Linked DNA regions of Mus musculus: region 1 is linked to region 2. The links are chromatin contacts, found by Hi-C or POLR2A ChIA-PET in ENCODE. All regions are on one chromosome and are shown on one strand. The core of a region is the stretch at or near the end of the contact, and the rest is flanking DNA. Distances in the headings are between cores, read along the strand shown. Region 1 holds the start of Mpst (mercaptopyruvate sulfurtransferase). Region 2 has its middle 19 kb from the start of Mir7676-2.

Evidence for each region. A loop is a pair of places that touch in the nucleus more often than their neighbours do. ChIA-PET counts read pairs that join two places held with the same protein, here RNA polymerase II (POLR2A).
Region 1: a loop to region 2 is called in a map of left cerebral cortex, with 2.3 times the contacts of the local background. The contact joins the promoter of Mpst here to the enhancer-like site in region 2. A Hi-C loop is called at or near these places in 2 of 37 maps with a recorded cell type or tissue (both left cerebral cortex). POLR2A ChIA-PET finds 5 or more read pairs at or near these places in 3 of 5 experiments (Patski and embryonic stem cell).

Annotation. Positions count from the first base shown.
Region 1 is chr15:78,404,161-78,408,860 of GRCm38, reverse strand. It overlaps Mpst (mercaptopyruvate sulfurtransferase), which reads right to left and starts at 2,149. Exons shown (of 3, transcript NM_001162493.1): 1 at 2,117-2,149. Tst (thiosulfate sulfurtransferase, mitochondrial) reads left to right here and starts at 2,996. Exons shown (of 2, transcript NM_009437.5): 1 at 2,996-3,622. The coding sequence starts at 3,028.
Region 2 is chr15:78,365,424-78,369,702 of GRCm38, reverse strand. No RefSeq gene overlaps it. Among named protein-coding and RNA genes, the nearest start is that of Mir7676-2, 19 kb to the right of the region's middle. Within about 2 kb of position 2,165, at least 1 of the 3 ENCODE cell types and tissues checked has a DNase peak (open chromatin) inside an H3K27ac peak, as active enhancers do; it is left cerebral cortex, where a contact is called at or near this core.

The DNA of each region.
Region 1 (4,700 bases), core at 900-3,399, 39 kb before region 2:
TGAGAGTTGGGACACAGGAGGGCGGGTGTGTGCACAGAGAGCAAGGAGACTGAGGTGGGACAATCCTTTCAGGAAGCAGTAGCCCCTTTACTGACATCATTCTTGGGAATTTTGCCTCCTCAGCTCTGGTTTGGGAGTCAGAGAGCAGAGATGACATGGTATGGGCGATTCATGTTGGTATGTGAGGGTTCCTGAGTCACGTGTCGTATATTGGAACTTCCAACCTGTGTGTGTGTGTGTGTGTGTGTGTGTGCGTGTGTGTGCGTGCGCACGCGCGCTTGTGTGAAGGTGGTGGGGTGGGGCAGAGAACAATCTCAGATCTCAGATGGGGCCCCAGGCACCAGCCATTTTATTAACTTTATATCATTTTTGGGATGGGGGACTTCCCATGGCCTAGGACTCACCTTGGCTGGCTGGTCACTGAGCCTAGGGATCTACCTGTCTCTCCTTCCCCAGGGCTGGATCACAGGCATGCAACATGCCTTGTGTTGTTTATGAAGACTCTGGGGATCCAGCTCAGGGCCTTGTGCTGTCAAGGCAAGCGCTTAATCACGTGAGCTATCATCCCAGCACTTTCCCTCACTCTCTATCCTGGAACTTGAAATTCTCCTCTTCCTACTCAGAGTCCAGAGTGGGGGAGTGGGGGAGTGGGGGTGGGTGGATTACAAGCATATACCACCATGCCAGACTCCAAAACCCACCTCTTAGTGAGAATAAAAACGTGACTATAGAAGGGCCACCACTGACCCTATAAACAGCTTCTTTGAATGATCATTTAGGGAAGTTGAATGCAAACCTGCTATTCCTTCCTTTACTCTCCTAATGGCCCTTGAGTCTACAGCTGGCCTTAGACTTCCAGGGGGTGGGACTTCAAAGGTCTGAGGTCACTACCCTCCCTGCTTGATTGACAGTTATGACAAAAGACCCCAGGCAGCAGAAAGAGAGTCAGAGAGGCTAGGCTATGAGTGCTCATGAGGGGAAGAGACCAGAAAGAGACTAGGTTTCTTTGTGCTTGAAGGGCCAGGATCCCAGGGGAGAGTAGCTCTCTGGAAGTCCATCAGGACATATAGGACAGGCCCAGGCCATCCTAAGTTAGTGTGAGCCTATATATCCCACCCATGGGGGGTGGGGGTTCGGGCACTGAAGAGCATCTCCCTAACTAGACCCTCCTGGTACCTTCTCTTCCCTACTGTCAAGCTCCAGGTGCAGAGTATGCTGGGAAAATGCTAGACAGTGAATTTTTGCAACACACTGTGACAGTATTTCAGGGTAGGATAGATGCTCAAAAAAACAGGGAGGGGAGTTCAAGAGAAAAGCATTCCAGGGGAACAGAATAGACTAGAGAGGGGGTGTACAGCTGGTTTGCAGGAGCCATGCTCTATTTCCAGATATCTTGCTTATTGGGATTTATATAAATTTACAATGAAGTGGTAAAAACTGAAGCCCAAGACGACAACGACGACTACTACTACTACTAAGCATAAGGCTTCAAGGATGGACAGGTAAACCGAGGCAGCTCCCACCACTTTGGGCTTCAGGTGAGAAATTAGTCCCTTTTCCACTACGTGCCTTGGCACCTCCTGGCTCTACCTGTTTCTCCTGTTGGGAGTTCAGCTCAATCCGGCAGGGTCGTGAAGGCACTCGGCAAGGCGGGCTTCATAAATGCTAGTTTTATTTTTATTCCGTTCTGTTACTTTCTCCTCTTGGGGCATGCTAGATCTCCTCACCACAGCTCCTCTGAATTGCTTTGTTTATTCTCTTGCTCCCCCCCCCCAACTTTCTCAGGAGGCATCAGGTCTTTCCAAACCCCATCCACTCACTGCTACCCACCTGTCTCTTATCCCACACCAACCCACAGACGGCCACAAGCAGCCACGGACAGTCTTCCTAAGGCAAATTAGAGGCGCCCTGGAAACTCTTCTCTCATAGACTGCATCCCCTCCTCCACTCCCGCGTGATACCACGCTATGCACCCCCGGAGAAGCACCCTCTCTCACAGAAAAGCAAGTAGGACGCGTTGGGTAGCAGATACCAGGGATTTGCGCTCCCCGTTTCCCAGCTCCGCCATGTCACCCCCTCCCCACGCCCTCAGAGGTTCCCTCCTTCCGCCACCAACCTGCGGCCAGCCAAAGGGAGGAGACTTGGGCACAGCCCACTGTTTGGGCCACTCCGAGACGTTGCACCTTCCATTTCCCGTACTGCGGGGGACGCAGGCGCCATGAAGCCGGGTTGCGCGCTGCCCCAGTGTCACCTCGAGCTTCAAATAGCCCCCTTTATGTATGAGAAGTATTATACGAGGAGGGGCAAACAAGACTCCCGTGCGAAGACGCAGAAGCTGTTCGGAATCCCGACTGTCTACGAGAGAGGTTTCTCTCCTCACCCCCATGGGAGGCGGTACAATGGTGCGGGCCACTTGAGAACCCTCCCGGCTCCTGGTTTGAACCCTCCAGCTTCTTCGGAGCGCAAGGGCGAGTGCCAGCCCAGCTACTTTTGCGACTGAGTGCAGCGAGCCGCCCAGGATGGAGCCGCTAGCTGGGTCCTGGCGAAAGCAGGGCAGAGTGCCTGGAGCCCTTTCACCGGAATTGGACATTCTAGAAGCCAGAGAACTCTGGCTGCAAGAAACGAAAGCAGAAGGGTAATCAGTGCGCCCGGAGAGGCGACTGGAAGGCCATCTCTGACTTGTGTTTGTTTTTCCCATTCTTGAAGACAGAGTCCTGAGCCAGCCCCTCCCACCAATTTGCTGCTATAGTAATGCACCGAAGCTCTTAGCCACGCCCACCTGCCCTCCTAGGCACCAGAAAGGGAGGGCGCCGGGGAAGTGGGAGGGGTGGAGCAGGCTTTCCCTAGGGAATGTGCCAACCTCTCCCACTGTGAGTCTGGCTCTGAGTGTAGTTACGATTGCACGCTGGGAAAATGTAGTGGGAGCAACAGCCCCGCCCCCTGGGCTCCGCCCACCGCACTCAGCCCTCTCAGGCCTGTCTCTTTCCTGGTTCCCAACCGCGCCAGGTGACTCGCAGAACTGACACTATGGTACATCAGGTGCTCTACCGGGCGCTGGTATCCACCAAGTGGCTGGCGGAATCCATTCGGTCTGGCCGCCTGGGGCCCAGCCTTCGGGTGCTGGACGCGTCTTGGTACTCACCCGGGACCCGCCAGGCACGCAAAGAGTACCAGGAGCGACACGTGCCTGGCGCGTCCTTCTTTGATATAGAGGAATGCCGGGACACGACTTCGCCTTATGAGATGATGCTGCCCAGTGAGGCCCACTTTGGGGACTATGTGGGCAACCTGGGCATAAGCAACGACACACATGTGGTGGTATACGATGGAGATGACCTGGGCAGCTTCTATGCACCCAGAGTCTGGTGGATGTTTCGTGTGTTTGGCCACCGCACAGTGTCAGTGCTCAATGGTGGCTTCCGGAACTGGCTGAAGGAGGGCCACCCGGTGACATCTGAGCCCTCGAGGCCAGAGCCAGCCGTTTTCAAAGCCACACTGAATCTCTCCCTGCTCAAGACCTATGAGCAGGTCCTAGAGAATCTCCAGTCTAAAAGGTTCCAGCTGGTGGACTCTCGGGCCCAAGGACGGTACCTGGGCACACAACCGGAGCCGGATATAGTAGGTAGGTGTTCCAGTGGCCCTTGGGAGGATTGCACAACAAAAGGATGGGGAATCAAAAAACCCCTGGATCCCTCAGGCCCTCTAGGTAGACTTGTCTTTCCATCTGTAAAATGGGAGGGTACGGCCAACCTTGAAGTCTTTTATAGCGCTCATACATGGGGGCCCTGTGTGCCATAGCCGGGTGCTAACAAGCTGCCCCTATTAGGTGACTGGGGTCCTGTCCATCCATGGTCCACTTCCAGGCACCAGCGCTCCCACATGCAGTAGATGTACGAAAAGGTGTTCTCTCCACAAGCAGTCATTTGTATGGCTGCACAGAGGTCTACAAATCTCTTCCCACTCTCTCCATCCCAGAAGCCCTTTCAAATATCAACAAGGCCCTTCTGAGCTCTTCTGGGACCCTGGCTAGTGTCTGTGAAAGGCACCTCAGTTCATAACCTCAGCAAGTGGCTGCGACCTGTCTGTTACAGCAGCTATCAGCCAGGGAAATGGACGGGATGAAATACCTGACTTAGATGAAGCACTGGGGGATTGTTACTTGGTCAGTTAAGTGGTAGAATCTGGATTTGAACCTGGTATCATTTTGTTTTAACCCAGGGTTCGAAATCCAGATATAAATCCATTCAGTCCCACCACCATTTCCTAGGGTTCAGGGGCTCCTCCTGTGCTAGGTATTCCTGGAAAGATGGCCCCTTGGGTCCCCTTTGGTATGTGTGAGAAAGCCTGAAGAAGTCTGTATAGTTTAGGAGTCAGGAAAAAATAAACTCAGGAGATGAAATGCTGCTTTCTAGAGGCGCCTGACCAGAGGCAACCCCAAGTTTTGGCCCACCTCACCTCTCTCTCTCTCTCTCTCTCTCTCTCTCTCTCTCTCTCTCTCTCTCTCTCTGCCTCCCTCATCAGTAAGACTTAACTCCAGGATACATTTTGCCTAACTTGTTTCAAAATGTTGCCTAAAAAGTTTCAAAACTTGCCTACAAAGTTTCAAAAACTTGTCTCTTCCTTTCTGCCAGCTGATGTCAGCAACCCTGTTTTTACAGTCTTAGTACTAAATTCTCATCCCACTGGACAGAGGGGGCCTT
Region 2 (4,279 bases), core at 916-3,415:
AATGGCACTTCTGTGTCTTGCTGTCCCCCAGCTGTCCCAGTCAGAGACATAGGACCTACATTCCAGAACACTGAGGCTTGCTCTCATCACGAGCACTATGTGGCACACAGGGACATATATACACACTGTCGCTGCGGTAGCTAAACAGAGGTATAGTGGCTCTTACAAACAGGTGTGCAATACTGTGGCATGTACACCAACATGTGTGTCTGTTCACATCTGGATATTAACACAACAGAGGCATTCATTGTTAGCGTCCACCCAAATACAAGTGTGCAAGAAGGGACAGCCTCACACTACTTTTTCCTCCTCTTCCTCCTCATCCCCCCTCCTCCTCCTCTTCTTTTTAGACTAACCAAGTGCACTAGTTAAAAGGGGGAGGGTAGAACATGGAGTTCTATCTTTAACTGACTGTGAGCAATCGGTTGAGATAACTCACCACCTCTGGACCTGTCCACACTAGGTTTAATGTTCTATCTACAGTTAGGGTTTTGCAATTCCTTGCAATGTTTGCACAAGAGGTCCGAGTTTCCGTTTGGCCCTGAGCTCTGCATAGATGCACCCGCACAGCTCATTCTGCTTGCTCTTTCCTTGTCTTGACCACCAGACTTCAAAGGCTTCAGAGATCTGCAGCGGGAGGGTCTGACGCCGCAGAGTTGAAGTAATGCAGGGTGCTGACCTCTAGGTGGCAGCACCATTCCGATCAAACCTCAGTGGGCTGCAGAGGGGAGAAAACTGGCCCCTCAGATAGGGGTTTGAGGTGGCCCCAGGATCCACTGTCCCCCACTCCCTGCCCCCGAAAGCTTGAGGTTTACCAAAGTAACTGCCCTAGAGGGAATTACCTGATCCATTCTTCTACCAAGGAATCTTTAATAGCTTTCTTTAAAAAATCTAATTACAAGTCATGGATAGTGGTGCCACACCTTTAGCTCTAGCTCTTGAGAGGCAGACAGACTGATTTCTGTGATTTCAAGGCCAGCCCTGGTCTGCATAGAGAGTTCTAGGACATCCAGGGTTTTGTAGTGAGACCCTTGTCTTCAAACAAACAAACAAACAAACAAATCTGATTACAAACGCAACACATTTTATTTTAGAAAACAGAACACATACACACAGATGTATGTATGTGCATGTGTGTGCATGGGAGGTGGCATTTGTGCATGTGAACGCTGGTGCCTCTGGAGGCTAAAAGAAGGTCAGACCCCTTCAAGCTGGTGTCTCAGGTAGCTGTGTACAGGGAACTAAATGTAGGTCCTCTTCAGCAGCAGGAAGTGCTTTACCCACAAGCCATCTCTCCGGACCATATGTGGTTTTAAAAATGCCTTTGGCTTTTTCTATCTTTCTTTCCACCACATCTTTGGGATTTGGTGGGCACCCCCTCCCCCAGGCCCCAATTCAGGATTCAAGTTAGAAACCAGGAGAAAGGCCCAAGTCCTTGAAACTCTCCCCACTCCTCAGGCACTGTTCTGTTGAGATCTCCACACAGACCTCCTCTCTATCCAGGTTTGAATGTCCACTAGGGATGACCGAGGTTCCCTTCTGAGATCTCTTCCAGATGGCAGAGGTTTCTCACAGTCTCTTCCTTAGAGGCCTGTCTCGTTCCCCTGTGGGCTGCTTTTGACTCAGACTTAACAGGCAGAGGGAAGGAGTAGCCATCTCTCTCAGAAGGCACCTGCAGCTGATGTGTGGGCACAGATGAGTTGTTCTCATCACTCTTGGGAGATATTAAAAGCCATACTTGCCATGGTGTCAATGTGGCTGGACTGGGGACCATCTAGGAAGCTTCATTTCTGGTGTATCTGGGAGGGGGTTTCCAGAGGAGACTGTCGTGTCAGTGGATTGAGTCTGGGATGATCCACCCTTGTGGGCAGCCACCATCCAATAGGCTGGAACCCCAGATAGAAGAACAAAAGGCAGAGGACAGACATCTTTCCCTCTCCTGGAGCAGGGACACTCTTTCTGCTGCCCTGAGATACCACACCTTTACAAAAACCCCTTCAGTCCCAACTGCAGGATTTATAGGAATAGACCTCCTAGTCCCAGCCTGTGAGTCTAGATTGAACATTACAGGACGTGTTTAAATGTGTATTGAGCCAAGATAGGAAATCCCAGTGTCTCCAGCTTGAAGAGAGCCCGCTGAGGCTTTGCAGGGTCCATAATCACGTAAAGTAATCCCCCAGACACCATTTCCTCTCCTTCTTTTCTATTTGCTTGTCTTTCTAGAGCAGTAGCCCTCGACCTGTAGGTTGTGACCCTTTTGGGGTCAAATGACCCTTTCATAGGGATCACCTAAGGCTGCCATAAACCGCAGATATTTACATTACAATTTATAACAGTAGCAAGATTACAGTTATGAAACAGCAACAAAAATAATTTTATGGTTGAGGGTCGCAACATGAGGGACAGTATTGAAGGGTCACAGCATCAAGAAGGTTGAGAGCCGCTGCTTTAATGAGCCCTGGCTAAGGACATTCACCTCTCAAGGGTGTGTGTCCAAGTCACGTGGTGTTCTGGGGAGCCCAGCAGTTTCCCCCGCTAAGAAAGCTTCCAAGATGTCAGGGAATCAAACTGAGCATTAAACTGAAAACATCAGAAAGATTCTTGCTTAGCTTTTACCTTTTAAATTTAGAAATGTGTTTATCTTTATGTGTGTGGGTGCTTCTCGCGCATGCGTGTCTGTGTGCTCTCAAGTGTTCTCTTTCCCTGTCTCTCCAAATGGCAGATCTGTTTCCTCCTGTCCCCTAGCTCACCGCACCATCTCTAGCTTTGCGGGGCACCTAGAATCAATGGGTTTTTACTGGGGGTCAGCCCTGTCTATTCATCTTTCTTGTTCTCTCTTGAAGGTAGCCAAGGGGGAAGAGCATTGGTGGGGGCAAGACTTGGTCTTGTGAGATATTGAGGGTTGCTATTTAATAATAATAATAAAAAATGTTTACCTGTCTTAAATCTAAGTCAGTTTGCTATGGTAGCTGACCTGGCTGTCTGTGTTCCTCTGAGACCAGAAACCTGCCAGTCTCTGGCATCATACCACAGTGAAACAGAAGGAGATTAAGTGGAGTAGCCCTGTTCTATCTCCACAGGAACTGTGAGGCTCTAATTCCCAGCCTACTACTCGAAGTCTCAAGAAGAAAAAGGGACACTTTGAGAAAGTGATTTTAATCTTTATTTCTAAGGACTATATGTGACAAGTTCTCCAAGGAAGTTCTCTAAGAAAAGATTCTCTCTTTAAAAAAAAAAAAAAAAAAGAATCTTCCCTTTCTTTTCCCTCAGCACTTACAGGTCTTTCAGAAAACATGACCACATGGTAAAAAGCTACCACAAGTTTACACATAAAGTCAAATCATCGATTGAATAAGAAGTTTACAACAGGGGATGTTGACATGCATATCCATTTAGAGTAATTATCTGGCTGAACATTCATTATTTGTCACAAGCTCAACAGGTTTATGGAGCGTTAAAGACCATAACTAAGTTGAAGTTTGTACAGATAAAACCCAGTCAATATCTTATCATCTCTCCTTGCACCTATAGTAAATCATTAGTTCCCTTTTCATGACTTTTGGTTAATTGTTTTATAACCTCTTGGAACGTGCTCTGAGTTGTAGATGCCTGCTTGCTATCTCAGGGACAATAAACTCATGACACTAAAGACTGGCAGGGTTCTCAGTGTAGTTTTGACATCATAAAGGACATGATAGCAGCCCTATTATAAAAGATCTTAATAATTACTAATACAATTTTAGGAATTCTTATAGGATTATCATTAAGAATTAAAAAGCCATCAATTTGTCTATATGGCATCACTAAAAGACAGACATCTTCGTTGTTCTGCAGAGATCTGCTCAGAAGGGTGGGCTAATACCTAGTCTCACACACACACACACACACACACACACACACACACACACACACACACACACACACGCACACACGCACGCACGCACGCATACACACACACACACCTTGCCTAGAGCAGCGAAACCATCAGAGATTTACAGTCCATGGCAGAACCATCTCAGGAAGATCACCTGCTCTTTTTCAGCTTCTCCCAGACGGCTCCTGGCAGGGTTTCATGGTCTGTTTCTGCTGACTGTCATGGCACAGTGTAGGCCACCACATCTCTCTGTATCCTGGTCTTGCCTCCTTGTTGGCCTCCTCCTCCTCCTCACTTGCTGTTTCTTTAATTCCTCTTCCTCTAGCACCTCCTAGGACTCTGTTCCCATGATGTCTAACAGACCTTGGTGGTGTGGGGGGGCTGGAGAGCTCACCCCACACCACT